Linked DNA regions of Homo sapiens: region 1 is linked to region 2. A link is a contact called in ENCODE Hi-C or POLR2A ChIA-PET data. All regions are on one chromosome and are shown on one strand. Each heading gives the region's core, a stretch centred on a gene start or an enhancer-like site at or near the end of the contact. The rest is flanking DNA. Distances are from core to core; before and after follow the strand shown.

The links. A loop is a pair of places that touch in the nucleus more often than their neighbours do. ChIA-PET counts read pairs that join two places held with the same protein, here RNA polymerase II (POLR2A). Pooled maps may share reads with other maps.
Region 1: a pooled map shows a loop between it and region 2 (2.5-fold over the local background). The contact joins the promoter of LINC02168 here to the promoter of LINC02178 in region 2. A Hi-C loop is called at or near these places in 1 of 168 maps with a recorded cell type or tissue (ovary), 1 of 37 single-sample maps with no recorded cell type and 4 of 50 pooled maps. POLR2A ChIA-PET finds 5 or more read pairs at or near these places in 1 of 52 experiments (OCI-LY7).

What each region holds. Positions count from the first base shown.
Region 1 is chr16:50,805,237-50,809,967 of GRCh38, forward strand. It overlaps LINC02168 (long intergenic non-protein coding RNA 2168), which reads left to right and starts at 1,436. Exons shown (of 2, transcript NR_146573.1): 1 at 1,436-1,571; 2 at 2,182-2,393. RefSeq lists an enhancer at 3,906-4,731.
Region 2 is chr16:50,392,855-50,396,949 of GRCh38, forward strand. It overlaps LINC02178 (long intergenic non-protein coding RNA 2178), which reads right to left and starts at 2,279. Exons shown (of 2, transcript NR_146572.1): 1 at 2,081-2,279. RefSeq lists enhancers at 3,324-3,453, 4,074-4,095.

The sequences.
Region 1 (4,731 bases), core at 186-2,685, 410 kb after region 2:
CAAGAAGTTTTGGATTTTGGAGCATTTCAGATATTTGGATTAGGGAGCATTTAAGATTTTTCAGATTAGAGATGCTCAGTCTATATTATCAATGCTTTTGTGCTACAATGGCTGAGTCAAATAGTTTTGACTGAACCCTTATGGCTCACGCAGTCATTAAATGGCCCTTCCCAGAAACAGTTTGCTTACCTTTGGCACAGAAAATGGTAAAATATAAAATAATTAGGAAGTAATGAGTTGCGAGTATTTGTTACCTTTATTTTAAGTATAATTTCATTTTAAGTTTATATAATTTGTAAGTTTATATACTTTGTTAGCTTAATAATTCAATAATAGATCCATCCAAGAACTGACTCGCAAAATTCCTGAAAATTTAATAATGGGCTCTTGTGAGCCATGGATGCCAGCTCCAGTTTACTTCTGCCATCATCTCAAACACACCTACAGGCACATATAGACTCCTGTGCGCTTCATTTTCTCCACAGCACTGATCCCCTGGCTGCATGGCTTATCGTGGGCTCCTCAGGACCTCCCCTAGTCCCTTTAATTGTCTTTCCTTACCACCTTGATCAGTGCCTGGCACAAACCTCCCGCCTCAGCCTCCTCAGTAGTTGGGACTGCAGGTGCACACCACCATGCCCAGCTGGCTTTTTACATTTTTGTAGAGAGGGGGCTCTCGCTATGTTGTCCAGGCTGTTTCAGCCTTTTATTCGTGGAAGCCCCACTGTCTATTGTCAGTGTGCTCAGAATTAGATTACTGTCCCCATTTCTTTTGAGAAAGCACAAGACGTCTCAGTCTCTAGTTCCCCAAATAATGCTTCCTCTCAGAAGTGGAGACATCGTAGGACTCCCCTGCTAGGGCTTTGATGAACTTTGAATGAAACCATGCACGGAAAGTGCTTATCACAGTGCCTGGCACTCCGTAGCCCCTGAGTAAACAGCAGCCACCAGTGGCAGCAGCAGCAGCATTAGTACTAATATCGTAAACATGAACTTGAGAGACAGGGTGCAAGTCTAATCAGCAGTTCTCTTTCTGCCTCTCATCTCCCTCCACGATCCTATTTTAAGCCACACTCTTTATCCTTTAGATGGTTTTATGAGATTGAGATTTTTCTCAGGCATCTTGTCCCTGAGTGCAGCAGCGCCATCTTGTGGTCATTACTGGTTATGGCGCTGTCCTAGATCTAAGCTCCCAAACTCCGAGCCGCAGCCAGAACCCAGGCTTGGGAGGCAGCAGGGATTTTGAAAGCCAATGTGGCAGTCGGGCCAACACACCAGATTACACACTACACCCTAAGAGGGTTTAAGTTTCCTCTGCGTCATTTCGGGACAGCTGCTTAGTGTTGACCATTTCTGTTTGTGGCTGTCCTCTCTCATAATGGGCTCTGTCTTGCCCTTTCTCTGCATCTGCTGCTCCCTCTGTCTTGAGCTTTCAGGCACCGTCTACAAACGGGGTTTAAAATGAGCTAGCGCCATCTACTGGGCGAATGCCGTAAGGTCGGTTGTGAGGTCCCGGAATCTGCAAAGGAATGAATGAATTACAAATCTGTGGCTTTATGGGGGGAATGTCGGTACGTAATAGGATTCTGATGTCACCTCCCTTTATTTGCGACCCTTTCTCAGTGTAAGCCTCATATCTACTGTGTTAACTTTAGTACAGGTTACTTTGTCAGGATCCCAATGTGAAAATCAACCACACTGTCTTCAGTGCTTCCCAGAGAGGGGTCTTTGGACCAACCTGCGTCGTAGTCATCCAGGGACATTTAAGAATGCAGGCTCCGGCTGGGCGTGGTGGCTCTCACCTGTAATTCCAGCGCTTTGAGAGGCTGAGGCGGGCAGGGCTTGAGGCCAGGACTTTAAGACCAGCCTGGGCAACACAGCAAGACCTTGTCTCTACAAAAATACAATAATAACAATAAAAATTAGACAGGTGTAATGATGCACTTCTGTAGTCCTAGCTACTTGGGAGGCTGAGGCTTGAGGATCACTTGAGCCCAGGAGTTGGAGGCTGTAGTGAGCTATGATCACACCACTGCACTTCACCCTGGGCGACAGAGCAAGACTCTGTCTCTAAAAAAGAGAATTTGGTCTTGGAGGCCCTGTGCAAAATCTACAGCATCAAGCTCTCAGGGTAGGGCCCTGGAATGTGCATTTTGAACACTTCCCCCTTTTCCCACCAAGAGAATCGGGCACACGCTGAAGTGTGAGAACCACTGCCATTATGGAGAAGAGGCTTCCCGCCCCCTCACCTGCCACTCTAGAAATCCAGAGAAGAGATTCCACTTGGATTAAGACTTGCATAAGTGGGGAGTTGAGTCCAGTCTCTTTCCCCCACTGCAATACCCTGTTGCGGTGACATGTAATAATAATAAAAAGACTTGCATGAACTCCTTTCTGTGCAAATGAGAGCAAGCATCTCTGACAAAACCACAGTGCCCCTGTCGCTCATTTTGTGTGTGGTTTCAGTGATAACAGACCCAAAGTCCTGGGACCAGCATCTGGCACACCATGGGGGCTCAAATGGGTCACTACTGCTGCTGTTACCTGTGTGAGGCCGGCTGGAGGCCTCCTCAGCATTCCTCACCCCCTCCCATCCACCTCTGCTTGGGAGGTGGGGGAAAATGGTTTATACTTTCATATCAAGGCTCGGCCTGCCACCTCGGGCCCTTCTCCCAGAGCAGGGCTCACTTCAAGCAAAGCACACAGCCATGTTGGAAAGATTCCAGTACTGAGGTCACCCCCTTCCTGGGTGGCACCTCTCTGAGCCTCAGTTTTCCCATTCCTAATACAGAGAATTGTATTAGAGTCTGTGCTGTCCCTTCCAGCTCTGACGTTCAGGGTGGCTCAGTGCTTTGGAAGCCCCTTCCCCATGTGGCACTTCCATGGTGTCTGGGTCTGGTGTGTGCAGAGACCCCCCCCCTCAGAATGCTGATTTCTCTTGCTTTGGTTCTTTCTCTGCCTGCTACCCCTAACCCATTTTGCACAAATTGTGAGCCATGTAGGTGCCCGATACACGAGTGCTTGGTTTTCAAAAGCCTTCATATTGTGCATACCTCATCCCCAGCAATTCTGTTGCTGGGAAATTTTTCTAAGGCAATCATGATCGCAGATGTGCCCAAGATTAGCCATCAGACTCCGAGCAGCACTGTTTATAATGCTGGCCAAACCTGAAAAAGTTAAATGTGCAGGACTGTAATAAATTATGGTACAGCTAGACTATACCATAACCATTAACCATGTGCAGTCATTAATGATTCTTCTGGAATGTAATTTTTTTAAGGACATGAGCAAAAATTCACACTATATTAGGTGAAAAAAGTGGATTATTAAAAACTTATGTATGATAATAGATCTAATTTTGTGTATACAAAAATTTGTGGCTGGGCATGATGGTTCATGCCTGTAATCCCAGCACTTTGGGAGGCTGAGGTGGGCGGATCACCTGGGGTCAGGAGTTTGAGACCAGCCTGACCAATATGGTGAAACCCCATCTCTACTAAAAATAAAAAAATTAGCCGGGCTGTGGTGGCATGCCGGTAATCCCAGCTACTCAGGAGGCTGAGGCAGGAGAATTGCTTGAATGCAGAAGGCAGATGTTGCAGTGAGCCGAGATCGCGCCACTGGACTCCAGCCTGGGTGGTGACAGAGGGAGACCCTGTCTCAAAAAAAAAAAAAAAAAAAAAAATATTGTGCATGTACTGAAAAATTTGCTTGCAGGGAATACATTGATTCCTGAGATGACAGTGACTGCGGATGACTTTCATGTTTGTGTTTTTCTCTTGTCGGTATTATCTAAATTAAAATCCGTGGTTGACTGAATGGCAGGATGTGCAGGGAGGGTTGTCAGGAAGGGGCCATTTATCAGAAGGAGAGAACAGACACCAGAAAGGGCATGGGCTGTCAATCAAATACCGTTGAGGTGTTTGGGAGTGTGGAGTGGTCACCTCTGAGGCCATTTGCATGATAAAGACCCATGTGAACTTCCACCAGTTTTGAAAAGAGACCTGGCCATCCTGGGAAGAAAAAGACTGTCTGGAAGGGCAGTGGCTGGGCCCCTGGAGATCAGAGGCTTTTATGACTCCCTGGAGGGAATGCATTGCAGCTGGCATGGAGGGTGAGGCTGCCAAGAGCTCACCACATCAAAGGGGTGGGCATGGCAGTGGGGGGCTCTGGGGTGCACCAATGGTTTCGATCAAAACAGGAGCCATGCCCAGACCAGGAGGAGCGTTCTGTGTGGTGAGGGTCCTGTAGAGGATAGCATACGGAATAAACGTCAGGATCACACTGGGGAGACTGACGCAGCTGAGCCAGGAGGCAAGGAAGAAAGAGGAAGACTGTATTCTGTCCAGTTGGTATAAAAATCAAACTCAGCCAGCATCGCCCTCTGCTTTATGTTCAACTCTCCAGGTAGCCACCTAGAAAACCTTTTCACACCCATTGTCCCCACCCTCTGAGTAGACAGAATGGAGAGTTTTATTTCACAGCTGGAGAAACTAGGGCTAAAGGAGCTCAATGATCTCACTGGTGTTACTTCCTAACCAGACCTGTGCTGTGGGACTGTCCCGCAGGACGAAAGCAGCAGCTAGGCGTGACCATGGGGAGCCCCCTTGCCCCATAGGTAAATGCCGTCACCCTTTCCCAGCCTCAGATGATAGGGGTTCTGGGACAGAGAGACCCTGAACATAGAGTGCTGTGGGGAGTGGCGCATGCCTGGAACATGCTGTGTGGACA
Region 2 (4,095 bases), core at 1,029-3,528:
GCCAAGAGATCAGGGGGATTCTGGGGCTTTCTGAGCATCAGGACCATCATTTGGGGTGAGGTCAAGTGGAAGGCATTATGGATCCTTCCTTCCTTTTCTTTTCTTTTTTACTTCTTTTATTCTTCTTTCTCTCTCTTTTCTTTTTTTCTTTTCTTTCTTTCTTTCTTTCTTTCTTTCTTTCTTTCTTTCTTTCTTTCTTTCCTTCTTTCTTTCTTTCCTTCCTTCCTTCCCTCCTTCCTTCTTAATCTCTCTCTCGCTCTCTTTTCTTTATTTTCCCTCCCTCCCTCCCTCCCTTCCTTCTTTTCTTCCTTCCTTCCTTCCTTCCTTTCTTCCTTCCTTTTCATATTAATAATAATGATAGTAATAATATGGGCCTAACCCTGACCCCCATACCCTGCCCCATGGGCATCTGTCCTCCCTCACTTTGCCCCGGAGCCTCTTTCCCTGCTTAGGAGACTTGAGGAGAATAGAAACTAAAGAAATGTATGCCCAAATTGCTGCCCAACTTTTATTTGCTGGTTCTAAAAGGGTCCTCCTTGTCCCCCTCTTACCCCCAGCCCCAGAGAGGAGAGAGTTACATATGCTGATGGCGAGTGCTGTGGGAGGGCACATGAGGAGGGGGCCCCGTCTGTGTGTCTTCACGCTTTCTGCCTTTGCTCTCTTCCTGTGTGTCTCTGATGTTCTCTGTCTGTCTGTCTCTCCCCTCCTGCCCCTCCCCAGTGGTGTGCTGGCCTGGGGCTCTGGTTTCTATTCCTGGCACTGGGGCCTCTGTGGCCCCCATGCTCTGACGCTCTATGCCACTGCTGCACCTGTGACTGAGCCAGGAGCTTTGGCGGAGGGTTGCCAGGTGAAGACCCCCACGGTGGCTCACTGGAGGGGAGGGGGTGGTGAGGTAGCGAGGGCTGGGCTGTCATATCGATCCTCCTTCCTTGGGGCAAATGGCAGAGCCTGGCAGAAGCTGCTTGCCAGGCCTCTGGGCTGCTTTTATGAAGGAGAATTTGGGAAGATCAGTGGCTGTAACAAAGTGCGGAACAGGCTTCTCCTGCTCCTCTGCATGTCCAGATTATACCAGACACCACCAGGCAGACAGTATTGGGCAGCGGGGAGGGCACAGGCTGTGGGACTGGACACCTAGGGTTTGAATCCCACCTCCTCAACTTTGTAACCAGGAGGAGACTCTGGGCAAGTGTCTTCCCTGTTTGTACCTCACTTTTCTCATCTGTAAAATGGGACTAATAATTGTATTTACCTCGGGGGATTGTCATGAGGAATAAATGAGTTAATACATGTAAAGTACTTAGAATCGTGCCTGTTATACTGTTGCTCAACAGATGTGAGTAATAAGAATAACTGCTGTTATTTCAATATGTATCTTTTCAGGCATCATTATCAGCAACAGCTAAGTTGATAATCCACTGTATGGATCAGAGCTCATGCTTGGGTGTTGGGAGGGTACTGGGGTAAATCTCTTCCTTGCTTTCCTTCATTCATTCATTTTTGTTTTTCTTTCTTTCTTTCTTTTCTTTTCTTTCTTCTTTCTTTCTTTCCCCTTTTCTCTCTTTCTTTCTCTCTCTCTCTCTCTCCCCTTCCTTTCCCTTCCCTTCCCTTCTTTCCCCTCCCCTCCCCTCCCCTTCCTTCTCCTTTTTTTCTTGTCTTCTGGCAACAGACCCTTCTTTCCCAGGGGTGCCCAGTCCGTGTAGTTCTGAGGGTGGGGCTGAGCCTGCCATGCATGTGCTGCACAGATCTGACCAGTCAGAGAACTGTATTCCTTGGGCCACAGTGATTGGCTCAGGGACAATCATGTGACACAAGGCAGCCAGAGTTCTCCCCAGAATTTTGCTGCCCTAGTGTTAGCGAAGACAGCTTTCCATCCTCTGAGATCCCCAGTTCTAAGGGTGTTGTAAGCTGGAGTCACTAGAAGCCCACCTTCTCCAGCTACATGAAGGAAGCTATCAACAGTAGAAGAAAATGAGGCCATTATGTCAAAAAAGGCAGAAATAAGACATGGAGTGGGGGTGGTGGGGGGAGAGAGAGAAAGAGAGAGAGAGAGAGAGAGAAATGTGATACCTTAATTACCTACCTTAAGTGTAGCCATGCCTACAACTCTCGTGCTGTATGTGCTTCTGACTGAGTCAATTACCTTTGCTTTTATAAAGATCCGAGTTTGGTTTCTTGCAATCAAAAGAGTCCTGATCAATATGGAAGCTGACTTGGTTACCAAGGGTGCCTGCTGTTGTGTTGACATCACCCTCACTCATAGGGGCTCAGTCTCTTTCATAGATGAACTGCACCATGAGAAAAGGGCTGAGGACCAGGTGGTGAAGGGGCAGGAGTATTTGCCTTGGAGGATTGGAGCTGGTGTGCATTCAGCAGAAATGAGCCTTCCTTGGAGTAGTAGCCATCCAGCTGGGCTTGATTTCAGGGACTTGGAGAAGTGGAGGTGGGAGTTGGTGAGCATTCCAGAAGAAGGGCACAGCATGAGGGAAAGGCTTAAAGTAGAGGAAATGTAAGGTGTATTGAAAGAACAGCAGCTAGTCTTGATTGGCTGAATTGTCAGGCAAATGAGTGATGGAAAGCTGAAGGTGATGAGGCTGGAGAATTATGCTGGAGTCAGAGCATGGACTACAGGAGAGTCAGAGCATGGAGGTTTTGAGTTTCAGGTCTAGGATCTTGGATTTTGTGGCCTAGACAATAGGGAACCATGCAAGTGTTTTGTTTTGTTTTTTTTTGGTGGAAGTTGAAAGATTCAGAGCTGTGTAGTAGATTGTTAAAATGGGGAGGTGAGGCTGGGCCTATAGTCCCAACACTTTTGAAGGCCGAGGCGGGAGGATTGCTTGAGGCCAGAAGTTTGAAACCAGCCTGAGTAACATAGCCAGACCCTGTCTCTAGAAAAGAAAAATAAAAAAATTAGTTAGACTACAGTTTTATCTGTAGTCTGGCACTACAGATAAAAAATTAGTATCTGTAGTCCCAGATACACAGCAGGCTGAGGTGGGAGGATTGCTTGAGCCCAGGACTCCAATGCTACAGTAAGCCGTGATCGTGCCATTGCACTCCAGCCTGGGCTACAGAGTGAGATCTTGTCTCTAAAGGGACACTTCCGGCAGGAAGTGAATCTGGACCTTCTAGGGCCCAAAGTGGCAGAATGAAGTCACACAGGCAAAAACAGAGTCAGAGATAGAGAAGTGAGACCAAGTCCTGAGGCCATGATTGGAGCCCCTGAATCAGACACACCCTAGCCATTTCAGGTACCTGGGACTATGAAATTGAATTGAGTTTTCTATAACCTGCACACAAGAGTCCTGAGCGTATGCAGCTGCAGCAGCAAGTAAGCAACTGACTAGCTCTGTGTGGGCCTGCGTGCTCTCAGAGGAAAGGGAGGAGCAAAAAAGGAAGCAGTGGGCAGGTCCTGAGTACCTGAGAGGTTGGTGATACAGCTAGCAGGGACTGGGCTTATGGGAGAAGAAGCCATTTTTGTGGGGAAGTGCAGAATCTGAAATATCGGCATGAACCAAAGGTGGCTGGCCATTTCTCCACCGTCAGGAGAAAGAAGTGCATTCCAAGACATTTTGTTGAGGACTCGGCCAACTAGCAGAACCCATCCTGGGCCAGAGTTGGCTTCACTCAGTGGAGCCTAGGCATAGAGCAGGACCAGACACTGGCTCTGAGGCCCATGGTTTACCGACTGTATTAGTCAGGGTTCCCTAGAAGGACAGAACTAATAGGATAGATGTATATATGAAAGGGAGTTTATTAAGGAGTATTGACTCACACGATCACAAGGTGAAGTCCCACAGTAGGCTATCTGCAAGCTGAGGAGCAAGGAAGCCAGTCCAAGTCCCAAAACCTCAAAAATAGGGAAGCCGACAGGGCAGCCTTCAGTCTGTGGCTGAAGGCCCTAGAGCCCCTGGCGAACCACTGGTGTAAATCCAAGAGTCCAAAAGCTGAAGAACTTGGAGTCCAATGTTTGAGGGCAGGAAGCACCCAGCACGGGAGAAAGATGGCCGGAAGACTCAGCCAGTCTAGCATTTCCACATTCTTCTGCTTGATTTTATTCTAGCCACACTGGCAGCTGATTAGACCCACCCAGATTGA